2 separate regions of the Homo sapiens genome follow, and region 1 is linked to region 2. The links are chromatin contacts, found by Hi-C or POLR2A ChIA-PET in ENCODE. All regions are on one chromosome and are shown on one strand. Each heading gives the region's core, a stretch centred on a gene start or an enhancer-like site at or near the end of the contact. The rest is flanking DNA. Distances are from core to core; before and after follow the strand shown. Region 1 overlaps RPRD1B (regulation of nuclear pre-mRNA domain containing 1B). Region 2 overlaps RPRD1B (regulation of nuclear pre-mRNA domain containing 1B).

Region 1 (6,936 bases), core at 2,680-5,179, 34 kb after region 2:
TGGGAGAAAGGGGGTTCAGATCCTCAAATTTGAAAATAGTTTTCAACTTCAGGAACGTGAAAGGTGACTGTTAACCAAAGTCTGAGTCTCAGGAGCTACTTCATGTGGTATGCTTTTACCTGATGTTATGTTTTAGATATGGCTCATTCATTCGGCACATGTGCTGGGTGCCTACTGTTTGCTGGACACTGCGGAGCCTGGTGGATGCTGGGGGAAGCAGATGGGTCTGGTCCTGGCCTCCAGGAGCTTACTAGTTAAATGTGGGAGTCATTGCTAATCATTTACGTAAGTCATTGTTTAATTTTAGTTGTGGTAAGTTTACAAAGAAAAGAAATGGGCTGCTAGGAGAGCTCACTCTCTACCCTTTTCTCTTCCTTTGTAGACTGTGTGAGGAGCTCTCATTGCGGGTGGGAGACTGATTGCCTGCAGTAATGGGGAGAGGATATGCCTGGTTCCCTCCTCTCACTCCTTGCTTGGACTTTTGTCTTTACAACTTGAACTAAGTATTCTCCATTTGACCTTTTTCCTGCCTCATTATTCTTCCCAGACATTCTCTAGCTTCTACTTTCTGCCTCTTCAGGTGTGCATCAGGGATCTGGTATCAAGGAATTTAGAACTTGAAAAGAAGTGTTATGGTCCAGTTCCCTCACTTTCAGATATGGAAGAAGGGAACACATCCACGGTCACACAGCAGGTTAGAGGCAGAACCAGGACCAAGCCTAGGTCTCTGCATCTCAGCCCAGGGCTTCTTGTTACATTCCTGCAGGAAGGGCTTTCTAAGTCAGCAGGGGCCCAGCGTCAGGGACCTACTTACCCTTGCAGAGACACTGAGAGGACAAAAACTAAGCCCCAAGGGGGCCAACAGCCCCAGACTTCACATGGCCTAGGGTTGTTTTCTATATATCTTGGCAGATTTATCAAGAGTACCTTTTTCCGGGAGCTGAGGAAAGAAAAAAAATATGCCCCATTCCTATCATTAGGGGATTCATATTCTAGAGGAACATAGAAGTCTCACATGTATGGAGAGAGCATAGAGCAGCTTGCTAGGGGCTCAGGTACACACCCTGTGTGAGGGAGAGCTCTGGAGCAGGAGGAGATGCGGAGTCGTCTCCTGGATGCAGAGCAAGGATTTTCCTAGAGAGGTGGAGTCCAGATAGTCCAAGGAGCAGAGGAGTGGAGGCCAGGCTTTGCTAGGGCTAGGAGAAGAGAGAGACCCCCTCCAGGCTTGCGGGGAATCCTGAAAAAATGGTCCACACAGACAAAGAGGGTTAGGAGGTTGTGAGGCAGGGGCTGATTTTGTAAGACCTTGAACTCTGCTCTGAAGGACCAGATCATGGAGCTAGTGGGGTGCCGTGCCTCACTTTCTCAAGGGAGTGGTTTCATGAAAGCTGGGCTTTTGGGAGAGAAGTCTGGTGGCATTTTAGGAGCCCTAGGGGTCAGGAGGCCTAACCAGGGACTTACTGCAGTGACTCAGTTATGGAATGAGGAGGCCCTGGTCACAGGGAGTAGCAGTGGGGTATTTTGAGCTTCTATAGTGCTTGTTTGCAAAACATGATAAATTTAGGTTAATCTCCAAGCTTTAACATAGGAAGTATAACTTCAGTGTTTTTTTTCTTGCCATATCTAGGTGGAGTCCGCAAAGAAATTGTGAGGCTCAGGTGTCTGTTTTATTTTATAAAGCATTTTGAAACTTTTGAGAACCAACAAAAAGAGAATGCAAATACCAAGTGTTATTTCTTTCTACTTCCAAATCTCAAGCCCTAAATTGAATACCATTTAATTCACTGTTGCCAATATGGCACTCTGCGTTCCTTTTTTGATAGAAAGTTTTGCCTTTTGAGCATTTGAAGCCCTAGCTTTGTGATATAGCTGAACAGGGTGGGCAGGCTGGTGGGGACAAGGAAGAACACGAGGACGAGAGTAGCTGCCCGGCTCCAGCAGCACCCATGCCCTCGGCACGCACAGACTTAACGGTATTGTCTTCTCTTTATCTCCTTAGGAATACAAACAGAAGCTTGCACGAGTAACCCAGGTCCGCAAGGAACTGAAATCCCATATTCAGAGCTTGCCAGACCTCTCACTGCTGCCCAACGTCACAGGGGGCTTAGCCCCCCTGCCCTCTGCTGGGGACCTGTTTTCAACTGACTAGGATGGGTGTCATGTCCCAGATTTCTGTTTGTACCAGCAGAAAGAAGAGGGCAAGTCATGGTTGGAAATAACCTTCTAGCCCCTGGTTCTATCCCTTCTTCCGCCCAGCCCCCCAGCCTCAAGAAAGAACCTCAGACTCTGATTCTCCTCTTCAGCCTCTCATCTTGAGCACAGTTCAGAACAGTGGCGACTGGAATCTGGTTTATATTCATATTTGCAAAGACTACAGACTTTTTCTCCCACTTCATATTTTCATGCCCCCCTGTTGGTTTTCCATTCTTAACTGTCTCCTTATACCTAAGAAGTTATGAAAATCATGTGTACTTCTGGAAGCTTTCGAAAGAATCTTGTCCCTCATGACAGCATTTTATCATGAAAGCAGCTTCTCCTTTCTGGGCTGGGCTTGTTCAAGTTCGGTGTGGGCTTCCACTAAGGCACTTGTCCTGGAGACGTTGGCTTTCCCAGCTGCATCTGCCCCAAAAGGTTGTAGGCACAGCTGTCGTAGCGTTGCCATAAAGAGTTTGCCAAATCTCTGATCCTCCCTTTCCATTGCTTCTCCTAGTGATGCACGAAGATTAGGTGCATTTATTTTGTAAACAGATTGGAGAATCTAGCAATAAGATTCAAAGCTAATCTGGAGCATAAAGGCACAGTTCAGAGACAGAATAACAGGGATCACAAGCATGAATTAAAAGGAATTTATTTGCTTCAAGTTCCTAGATACAACCTTCCCATGCTGCACTTCTCCACTGTCGGAGCACGTTCCGAAAAACAGAATGCCTTGATCCCTGGTGGGTGCGAAGGCAGTTGTTAGGGATGGCAGGCATTGGTGGGCTCCAAAAGATGAAGGCCCCACACACAGGTGTGCTGCATTTGGGATCTGTGTGGGTGTTTCTTGGACCCTTTCTTCTGGGAGTAGGGTACACACTAACGTTTAATCCGCTGTCTGGGTGCATGTCCACAGTACGGTGGCTAAACTCGAACATCACTGCAAATAGGACGCTGAGCAGGTCCGTCTGTCATGTCACGCCACTGCACAGGTCCTTGTCCCCACACGACGGGGAGTACTTGCGTCAGATGTTATTGAATAGCTCGTCTCGGGCAGGGGAAGCGGGGAGTTGGGGATATTAATTGGGGGTTTTAATTCTATTATCATGTCAGCTGACATTATGACTATATAATGTAGTTAGAGACAATTTTTATCTTGCTTATAGTAAAGGTTCAGCCTGCCAATTGTAAATCATTCTAATTTGGCAGGCTTATTTTTGACATTGGAAAGGGCAGAAAGCGATTTGCCCCAGTAGTGTAATAGGAGTTATAGACCAGAGGCTGAAACCCAAACTATATAAAAAGGAATTCAGTGGAGGGGGCTTTGTAATCTCCATTAATTTGTGTTGCTACTTCCAGGATCACCAAAAATTACATGTAATTTTACATGTTAAACACATTGAAACATAACCTATGTTTATAAAGCATAACGGGCTTCCCTTCCAGAAGCTCTCCTGCTTGTCATGAAGTGAGAACAATGAAAAGTCATAGCAGATACTCAGTTTAACTCTGTGTAGAACCTAGTAGTGTTTGAGCTGTTATTCAGATTTGAATTCAGACTGTGTGTTGTTTGCTTATGGACACTGCCTGTCGTTCTGTCACTGTTAAATTAATGAGTCTATAAGGTTTTTCTTCCAGAGGCCATAGGTGACATCACTAAAATTGCAAGATAAATTGTAATCTTTGCTGCTGCTGCACTCCCCAACCTCTCCCCCACCCCCCGTGGTGTGCTGCTTTCTAGATGAGCGTGTTTTGGAGCAGGCCCATCTGGGACACTCTATGCTTTCACCAAGGAAGTGCGATCTGAGCAGCCACAATCCAGCCAAAAGAGGATCGTAGATATTTGCTCTGATCAACTAGATGAAAATATAGCAGAATGGATTTAGCCCACTGCTCTGTTTTATCCAACTGAGTCTCTGACCAGCAATTGGTGCATAATTATTACAGCAAAAGTTAAGAAATGAAACTGTAGCAATTATGTAAATGAATGTGTTGGCCTCTTAATACCTGTTACTAGTGGACTTCCTGTGAGGAAGTTAGTTTTTTGTTTTGATGAAATGCTTTCGTTTTTTAAATCTTAATTCTGCTGTCCACATCCTCCCAAAGTGTGCTTACTTCATTTGTTTAATTTAAATGAACTTTCCTCCTTGTATGTATGAGGTGACTTGGTGGGTGGGGTGGGTGGTTTTTGTTTTTGTGTTTTTTCTTTCTTAGGGCATCTGTAGGCCTCAAAGGACCTTTCCTTTAGGTCATATTCCTCAGAAAGTCTTCAATCTTCCCTTGTTTTTGTTTGTTTGTTTTTCTTAAAGAATATTTTCAAAGCTTAAATTTGTATATTAATTTAGGACTATTTAGAAGTATAGGCTGTCGTTGGCGGCAGCAGTATATTCTGAAATGTCTCATAGATATATATTTTTGAATAAAGATGGTGTTGTTGAACAACATTGTGTGATTTTTTTTTTAAACTACCCTGTTACTGAAAACAGTGCCTTTCTTTGTAAGCAGTGGGTGATTAGTAATCACCAATAGAGAATGTGCTGTCGGCACAGAATCTTGTCCCTTGGGAGTTTTTGTGTCTGTTAGCGGCACATAAATACTCAGCATTTACGTAGTATTTTCTGGTTCTTTCCAGGGGCTTAATTAGCTTTAATTAGGCAGTCCACACAGTACCCATGAGAGGTGCCGCCATAGTTTTACCCTCATTGTACAGAAGTGGGAACTGATGGAGAGAGATTAAATGACTCTTCCCCCATACTTCACAGCCAATCTCTGACAGATTAAAACTTGGAAGTTCTTTGATTTTAGCGCCTTTGTTCACACCAGTAGGCCTCCTGAGAGCGATTTGATTTTGGCAGTACACGGAAAGCCACGCTGAACAGTAAAAAGACGAAAAATGTGAGATAATTGCGAACCCAAGTGGTATGTCTCTTAAAAACAGTCATGGCTTTGCTTTGTCCTTTTCACTTGTACATGGAGTGAAAGCATATTGACTGTGTATTGCTGGTTAAAGCTCTCAAAATAACAAAAATGATTTTGAATTAGGTCCTTTTGAAGCAAGTGATATGTTTGGAAGGATCATAAACCTGTCCACTGGGTAATGGCAGCATCTGCCAGAAGAAGTGGGGTTATCTTATGGTGCAAAAACCTCTGTAGTAGGTGTGGTTCATCAAGACTGCAACCCAGATAAGTCCAGTATTAGGAAAATTGAGACTGCATTACCCAAGTTCTGTTAAAATATGAAAGTTGGATGTTACATGTGAATCTCAAGAGACAAGATCTCCTTCTGTGTCCCCAGATTTCATGGTCTAATTTCTTCACTCCTCCCTATAAATAGTAAGTCCATGATTCTTCTGGTTTAATTAGCACTTCAGGCTACAAAATGACTTTGAGGTCTTCAGAGCTGAAGATGGAGCTACCCAAGAGTCCATGAATCTGTCAAAATGCTTATCCTTTGTGACTAGAGCCATTAACTCTCTGTGTCACCTTCCTGGGCAAGGTATTTTCCTCTCTGGGCCTCAGTTTTTTCTTTCTTTTTTTTTTTTTTTTTTTTTTTTTTCTTTTTGAGACAGGATCTAACTCTTGCCCAGGCTGGTGCAACCTTAGCTCACTGCAGCCTCAATCTCCTCGTCTCAAGCTATCCTCCTATCTCAGCCTCTCAAGGAGCTAGGACTACAGGCATCTACCCACGCCTGGCCAATTTTTTTCTTTTCTTGACTTTTTTTAGAGATAGGGACTCACTATGTTGTCTAGGCTTGTCTCGAATTCTTGGGCTCAAGCAATCCTCCCGCCTTGACCTCCCAAAGTGCTAGGATTGTAGGCATGAGCCACCACAGCCAGCCTCAGCTTTCTTACCTGCAAAATGTAGTATTGGACTAAATTATCTCTAGGTTTTCTGCGAGCCCTAAAAGCTACGATTGTTGTGCTGCATAAGAAGCATATGGGACTGAAGTCTGAGAACTCTGGATGGTATATCCTGGGCACGCAGTACTATTTGTTAGAGAAATGAATAGTATCACCATTGTGCTGTGTATACATAGGAAACCCTGGAGACCATAGTCTAAAGATCGGGGCACAGGAGACAGTGCCACGACCGGGAAGATGGGAGTAAACACAGTAGTTCACTGCACAAAATTCATATTTGGTTTATTTGGGATCTTTAAGAAAAAGCCATTTGCTAGCATGGTTTCCTCTTTTACTTTCTCCTGGAATAATTCATCTGGCTAAAGCTCATCGCTCACTGCTACCTCTGTAGGATTTTCCATTTAAAAATCATGCTTCCACTCTGAGGCACAGATTCAATTAAGAATCCATTCTCCTGTACAGTAGGTTGGGATTCATACAGCTTTATGTAGTGTTGAAAGCCCAGTGTGTTCACTTTTTTTAGACTCAAATAGTTATTTTGCATTAAAAATTCATTTCTACCATTGGTTTGATAAATATTAAAATTAGCAGGCCATTTATCTAGTATTTTTTGTGAATAAGAGGCAGCTGTGATGAGTGAAAACTCATATCTTCTCATCTCCTCTCACTATGATGACCTTGGGCAAGTCACTCAGCCCTTGGGGACCTCAGCTGCTTCTTACAGGAAATGAGTAGGGTTGATTACGTAACCTCTGAAGTCCTGTGACTAGGTTTTCAGAATATTTCTTCCTACTGAGAATCTTAATAAACTCAGTACCTGAATAATGTACTCCATAGATTTTAAAATACTCACTATACAAATTCTTAGGAAAGAAAGTA
Region 2 (7,089 bases), core at 241-2,740:
CCAGGCATGGGGGCAAATGCCTGTAATCCCAGCTACTCAGGAGGCTGAGGTGGGAGAATTGCTGGAACCCAGGAGGCGGAAGTTGCAGTGAGCTGAGAATGTGTCACTGCACTCCAGCCTGGGCAAGAGAGCAAAAACTCCATCTAAAAAAAAAAAATAAAAATAAAACTCATGATATTGACCTGGCTTTCACTTCAAACGTGAGTTTGGTCAGTTAGTATATGATGTATATAATGTAGAGAACAGGAGCTACGTGACTTGTTTCCAGAAGAAAATGTGTAAGCAAAAAATGTGTATGTATCTGCAGCAGGTGCCTGGTGTCCCCTTTTTTCTAAATGAGAGGGTACCTGTGTGGTGCTAAGTAATTTGAGTGCAGTGGAAAGAGGACAGGTTTTGGAGTCATACCGTAAGTGTGTCATTTAACCTCCCTGGCCTTTGTTTTCTCACCTTTCAGCTGGAGATGCTGTATCTTAAAATTGTTGGAAAGATTAAAAGGAAACTATTGCAATGCCAGGCACAGGCTGTGTCCAATATTTCTTTACTTTCGAAACTAGAATTTATCATTTAGATTTATTTCCCACAATTGTTTGGCATTTATTTTGTATTGTCTAATTTGATGCAAAAAGAATGATTTTGGAATTAACACATCTATCATAACAATGTAAAAACATACGGTGCAGATAGATCATAAATAATGTAACCTGTCAGCCTCAAAAGTGGTTAAATTTAAAATGGTAACTTAAGTAATTTTTCTCAGTAGTATCAATCACATGTCTCAGTAATGGTTATTTTAATTTTAAGGTAAAATTAGATTTATTTTATTTTTAGGGGAATAGTGTAAAGAATATTTGTGTTTGACACAATTTTATTGATAAAATTTTCTCTCCTGTTTTCTGAAATGATCCCTGGAAAGCATAACGTATCTCATTTTATACACAATATCTTCTCTGTAAACCCTAGCACACGTTGGTTTGCTTCATTGTATTGTCCCATGAGTTTCTTACTCAAGTGTGATAGTTGGGTAAGTTTTCGCTTTAGATGCCTGTTTTCTGTAGTATTTTACCAGAGAATCAATCTGAGATGACGGACAAAGACCTGTTTGACTCTTTTCAGTAATGTAGGGAACTACAGTCAATTTAAAATAACTAGCATAAAGGTTACTATTAAGCCATTCTGAAAATGTGTGCCCCTTCTGCCCTGTTTTTACATGTGGCCCATTGTGCATAGCATGTGACTTATCACTACAGGATATGTGACTCAAATTTATTACTTTCTCTTTTGTCTAGCAACAGAAGAGAAGAAATCTCTGAAACGAACTTTTCAGCAAATTCAGGAGGAGGAGGATGACGACTACCCTGGCAGCTACTCTCCTCAGGATCCTTCTGCAGGACCCCTCTTGGTAGGTCTTGACCCCCAGAGAGTAGGGAACAGTGGCTTAAAGTGACCTCTAGTTGAAGACTATGGCCACAAGGTGGCGCCAGTGACCACTGGTATGGAATCATCAGAGGGCACCTCTCAGGGGCCCCGTGCATCATCCTGCCCAAAGGAGCTTGCCGGATGGCAGGTGTCAGTATGTCTTTGCGTGCCATAACTCTGGGATGGGCTTATGTTTTATAAAGTACTTGGACTTGGTTTTTTCAATCCTAGAAATTAAGAATATTCTTTAAAAATAGATTTTGGAGAAAGGGATAGATAATATTACAAAGATATTCAAAAGTCGTCTACCATGGCCTGTCTCCAGTAGCATGGTAGTTTTATAAAGTAACTCATTAATATCTAAAGACAGTCTATGTGTCAATAGCAAATTTGCTGCACTGTAGCCTATTAAATATTGAAACAAGGAGTTAGTCTTTACCCATGTGTTTGTGTTATTTGGCTATACAGGTTAGCTTACAAAATCTAAATGAAAGAAGTTGGGCACAAGGTGACAGTTTAAGTAACTTGACCAGTGTCTTAATTTAAATCCAGGTGTGTCTGACTTCAGAGCCCATGCTCTTTTCAAGGCGGGGGCGGGGGGGGCTTCATCTTATTTTGCCTAAAACAGCTTTATTACACATGGTCATGCTTAAAGCCTATGTAAATAGGAAACATGTCTAGTTTGTGTTATGTTACGGTGTTGAGTTAGACTAGGGATTAAATGACAGCAGTGTTAGGTCATATATCTTTGGATTTAAACACTTTAAAGACTACAGCCTAGATTATTACCTTTCAGGGTAATCTAACTACCATCTACAGAGCTAGCTACTCCTTGGTGATTATGGAGTGGCCTGTTAGCATTGTTTTCTGACAATTTAAGAAACTCCTTTTTGATATATACAGAAAATGTATCCCTGGTTTACTTTTCTTGTTTTTTCCCCCTGGGTTTATAATAAGTTTGATACATTTAATTTTGGGAGTGACATCCATTTTGTCAAGAAAACCCAAGAAAGAATTGAAGTAGGTTGATCAGTCAACATATAATTTTTTCCTTCTCCTTCTTGAGACAGGATCTTGCTCTGTTACCCAGGCTGGCGTGCAGTAGCATGATCATAGTTCACTGCAAACTCAACCTCTGGGGCTCAAGTGATACTCCTACCTCAGCCTCCCAAGTAGCTGGGACTATAGACATATGCCACCATGCTTGGCTTATTATTTTATTTTAATTTTTTTGTAGAGACAGGGTGTCGCTATATTGTCCAGGCTGGTCTCGAACTCCTGGGCTCAAGTGATCCTCCTGCCTTGGCTTCCCAAAGTGCTAGGATTACAGGTGCGAGCCACCACACCTGGCCACAACACACAGTTGTTAACATCTGATATTTATACCTTTATTCTATACTGGAAATGATACATCATTTGAAATTAAGCAACATGAACCAAACTCCATTGTTTTGAATTGCCAAAAACATGTTCTTTTAGAATTAAAAAATAATAATAATTATTCAGAATTTCATTCATGTTCTGCCATGGACTTAGATAAACTAATTTTGTGGATTTTCTTAGAGTCCGTGACATTGACTTACATGTAAGCTCTGGGGCTAAGAACAGTTTTTTTTAAGAAATGGCAGGAATGACTGTTTTTAGAATTTGCCTCCACCTCATTTAACTCCAACTAATTTTCTTTAAACCCCATGTCTTAATGGGTAGTGTTGTTTGTGTTTTCATCTTACAGACTGAGGAACTAATCAAAGCTTTGCAGGATCTGGAAAATGCCGCATCAGGGGATGCTACTGTCCGACAGAAAATTGCTTCTCTGCCCCAGGAAGTGCAAGATGTTTCTCTATTGGAAAAAATAACAGGTGAGAAGGTAGAGTTTGGGTGAAAGGTGAGGAGAGAGGGACATAACTGTAATGCAGTAACCCTAGGCCATACTTAACGTCTGCAGGTATAGACTACTTTCCATGTTGTATTGGTTGCTCTACCATCTTGGGATTTGCAAACATAACTCACATGGTGAACAAAGAAACTTTTGAAATAGTCAAAGCTTGAATAGTGATTCTAGGAATTATTGCAGAAATGCTGGTGTGCCACAACCTGTGGCTCTCTAAATAAGGTCTGTTAAAAACATAGTACAAATTGTGTGCGTGTGGGGTGGGTGGGGGAGATTAGGTATTATTCTGTCTGTTAGACTCATAACCCTCTTACTAAAAGAAAAAAAATTATGATTCAGGGCTGTGTGATTTGTGCCCTGCTCTCTGACAAGCCCCGTAGATGATAGTGCGTTCAGTGCCAGGAATTTCAGGTGTCTGTTAGACATGTCATTTTGCCCTAGTCGTGACCTCCCTAGTTAAACAGGGAGGGGCAGTTGACACGATTCCTGCTTTCCTTATGGGAAATTGAAAGGAAGGAATGAAGCATGAACTAATATTGACAGTAGGCTTTGCACCGGTACTTCTGTTCTTTGTGATAGTCTTTGGAGGTGACTAAATGTGTGTCTCCATATTGCATAGGAGGACATTGAGGCTTTGAGAAGATAGGTGTCTTGTCCAAGGTCACACAAGTAGTGGATCTTGGGATTCTAATCTAGGCTGCAAAGCCTATGTTCCTCCCCTTACAAAAGCTCAGACCTTTCATTCCATTGTCTTCCAAAGGCCACCATTTTCCCACTCCAGTCCCTTGACTTGGCTGCTTCTCTAACTTCTTCCATATCTATCTAAAGGAAATCAAGGTCACTGATGAAATATTTCCCTCAACAAATATTTGAGGCCCACCTATATCCCCTCAAGTGAAGTGTCAAGAAGGAAAATAAAGCAGGGCAGTGGGAGCGGAAAATGATTGCAGGCGGTATTAATGGTATTTTAAAGGTGTTTGGGGAAAGCCTTTCTGATGAGATGACCTTGAGCAGAGACCCGAAAAATTAGGAAGCAAGCCATGAGGATATCCAAGGGAAGGAAGGGCCACCAGGCAGTGGAAGCAGCACAGGGAAAGACCTCAGGCAGTGGGCGTACTGGGTTGGAGAACACAGCTCGGAGGCCTTGTGAGTCACGCAAGAAGCATCTCAGCCCCTCACTCTGCTTTCCCACCCCAGGAATTCACCCCACTGGGACCTGCAGTCTCTTGATTCCTCCCCCACCTCTTCCTAGTCCTCGAGTCCTCATTTTCTTCTTTATTCAGATTGGAGTCTCTCTTTTCACTTCCTCACACACACCTTCAACCCATTTTCTTCTCTTTCTCCCTTCAGTGTAGTCTCCTGGCAAAATCCCTAAACAGGTTAAATCACATTTTAAAAATACTTACTACTAAAAGGACCACTTCATTTATTCTTACTGTCAAAATCATAATCTGCAAAAATTGCAAGCAAGTTAATGTAAAGCTAGCCATGTATGTAATTTTGTTTCTCTGTTTCACTGACCTAAAGGTCTCATGTAGCTTCCTTTTAAAATACTTTTTTAATTTTGATTTTTAATTGTGGTAAAATACATATAAAATGGTAAGCTACATAAAACACAAAGGTGTACAATTTAGTTGTGCTAAGTATTCTCATGTTGTTATACAACCAGTTTCCAGAGTTCTTTTCGTCTTGCCAAACTGAAACTCTATACCCGTTAAACAATAACTCATCATTTTTCACTTCCCATATCACCTGGCAACCACCATTCTTAAATTTAGCTTTTTGTCTGTTCCTTTCCCGAACCTGTGTAGTGGAATGTGGCTGGGAAAAACTAACATGTCTGAGTTGACTTTTCCTCCTATTTCTCTACATGGACATGCTATTTTCTAAACCCGCCTCTCTGTGTATTAGATCTGCTCCTTCTCATCTAGCCAAGGCCATTGCTCCAACAATGCTCCCTCTTTCTCCTGCATTCTCCATTTTTTACTCTTTACTGGATCATTCTCAATAGCATAAAAACATGAATTTTTCCCCCACTTGGGAAGATTTTTTTCTTGACCTCATATCTTCCTCTAGCTACTGCCTCATTTCTCTGTTCTTTTTAGCCAAACCACCTGAATGGATTGCCTGTGCTGTCTCTCTACTTCCCGTCCTCCCAGTTGCTGATGACTTCCTTGTTGCTGAACTCAATGGTGGATTCTCTGCCCCCATCTTAACTTCACCCCAGTAGTATTTGGCCCAGTAGATTATTTCTTCTTCCTGAAAATACTTTCTTCACTTGGTGTAGTAGTTGGAATAATGCCTCCTGACCCCCCACCCCGCAAACACCCATGTTTTAATCCACAGAACCTGTGTATATGTAATCTTATATGGCCAAGGGACTTGGCAGGTGTGATTAAATATCTTGAGATGAGGAGATTACCCTGGATTATTTAAGAGGGCCCAGTGTAATCACAGGGTCCTTGTAAGAGGAAGGTGGGAGAGGGGGAATGAGAAGGAGGTATTACCGTGGAAGCAGAGGTTGGAGCGATGTGCTTTGAAGATGGAGGAAGCAACTGTGATAAGGCATAAGATAATTAATTGGTGATATTCCAAGCCACTAAATTTGTGGTAATTTGCTACAGTAGCAGTGGGAACTAGGACCCTGCATTATTCTAGCTTTCCTCCTCTCTTTCTGTGTCTTTTCAGCCTCCTTGCTGGTTTCTTCACTCCTCCTTGACCTCTTCATATTAGCCCCCTTCTTTAGCTGGTTTCACTGGCAGCCATTCTCACCCAATTTCATGACTATAAATAAGAGTTTTTCTGCGAATGATTTCCTAATTTACATCTCTAGTGTTGACCCTTCCACCTTGAACTTGAGACCCATATATCCAACCTCCTACTCAGTTTTATTAGTTGGATATCTTGATAGGCATTTCAAGCTTACTCTGCCCCACACTGAACTTCTGACCTTTCCTCTAAAACTTGTTTCACTCATGGTCTTCTCCATCTCAGTAAATGGCCCTCATCATTCCTGTTGATTGGGACCAAAACCAGCATCTGATATCCTGTCACCGCCTCTACCACTGCCACCTGGTACAGGTCTCTACCATGTTCAGTTGATTTATTGCAGTAGCCTCCCAGCTGGTCTAGCTACTTCGTTTGTTCCTCTTGCTCAGCCATCATTCTAGTCTCAACATAGTAACCAGAGTGATCCTCTTAGTAGAAGGCAGATCATGTCTCCCGCTCCACATAACACCCCCACGACTCCCCCCATCACCAAATTAAAAGCCAGAGCCCCCCCCCCTTTTTTTTTTTTTTTGAGATACAGTCTCATTCTGTCACCCAGGCTGGAGTCAGTGGCATGATCTTAGCTCATTGTAACCTCAAACTCCTGGACTCAAGCAATCCTCCCATCCTGGCCTCCCAAAACACTGGGATTACAGATGTGAGCCCCCTGCCTGGCTTTAAAGCAGAGTCTTTCACTGGCCTCTGTTACCGCAAGACTTTTACTATTTTCCCCTCACTCACTGCTCAAGTCATATGGGCTCCTTGCCAGTCACTCTTTCCTCCTAGCGCCTTTGTACTTGCTGTCCCCTCTGCCTGAAACGTTCCTCCCAGATAGTTACATAGCTGGTTCTCATTTTCTTAGGCCTTTGTTTACGTATCACCTTAGCGAAGCTCACCCTGACCACCTTTTTGAAAATGTTGATCCCCCCCACCTTCCAGTGCCCCACTTTTTCTCCTCTGCCTTGTTTTTCTCTGTAGTTCTCTTCAGCTGATAAGTAAGCATAATATTTATT

Evidence for each region. Hi-C counts contacts between places; a loop is a spot of excess contacts on that map. ChIA-PET counts read pairs that join two places held with the same protein, here RNA polymerase II (POLR2A). Pooled maps may share reads with other maps.
Region 1: a map of B cell shows a loop between it and region 2 (5-fold over the local background). The contact joins two enhancer-like sites. A Hi-C loop is called at or near these places in 1 of 168 maps with a recorded cell type or tissue (B cell), 27 of 37 single-sample maps with no recorded cell type and 9 of 50 pooled maps. POLR2A ChIA-PET finds 5 or more read pairs at or near these places in 14 of 52 experiments (AG04449, BJ, Caco-2 and 10 more).

The regions. Positions count from the first base shown.
Region 1 is chr20:38,087,727-38,094,662 of GRCh38, forward strand. It overlaps RPRD1B (regulation of nuclear pre-mRNA domain containing 1B), which reads left to right. Exons shown (of 7, transcript NM_021215.4): 7 at 2,000-4,638. The coding sequence ends at 2,149. It overlaps LOC124904897 (a long non-coding RNA gene), which reads left to right. Exons shown (of 4, transcript XR_007067578.1): 3 at 137-285; 4 at 383-694. Among named protein-coding and RNA genes, the nearest start is that of RPRD1B, 57 kb to the left of the region's middle. RefSeq lists a silencer at 5,181-5,475. Within about 2 kb of position 3,930, at least 8 of the 41 ENCODE cell types and tissues checked have a DNase peak (open chromatin) inside an H3K27ac peak, as active enhancers do.
Region 2 is chr20:38,056,246-38,063,334 of GRCh38, forward strand. It overlaps RPRD1B (regulation of nuclear pre-mRNA domain containing 1B), which reads left to right. Exons shown (of 7, transcript NM_021215.4): 4 at 1,287-1,399; 5 at 3,149-3,275. Among named protein-coding and RNA genes, the nearest start is that of RPRD1B, 26 kb to the left of the region's middle. Within about 2 kb of position 1,491, at least 8 of the 41 ENCODE cell types and tissues checked have a DNase peak (open chromatin) inside an H3K27ac peak, as active enhancers do.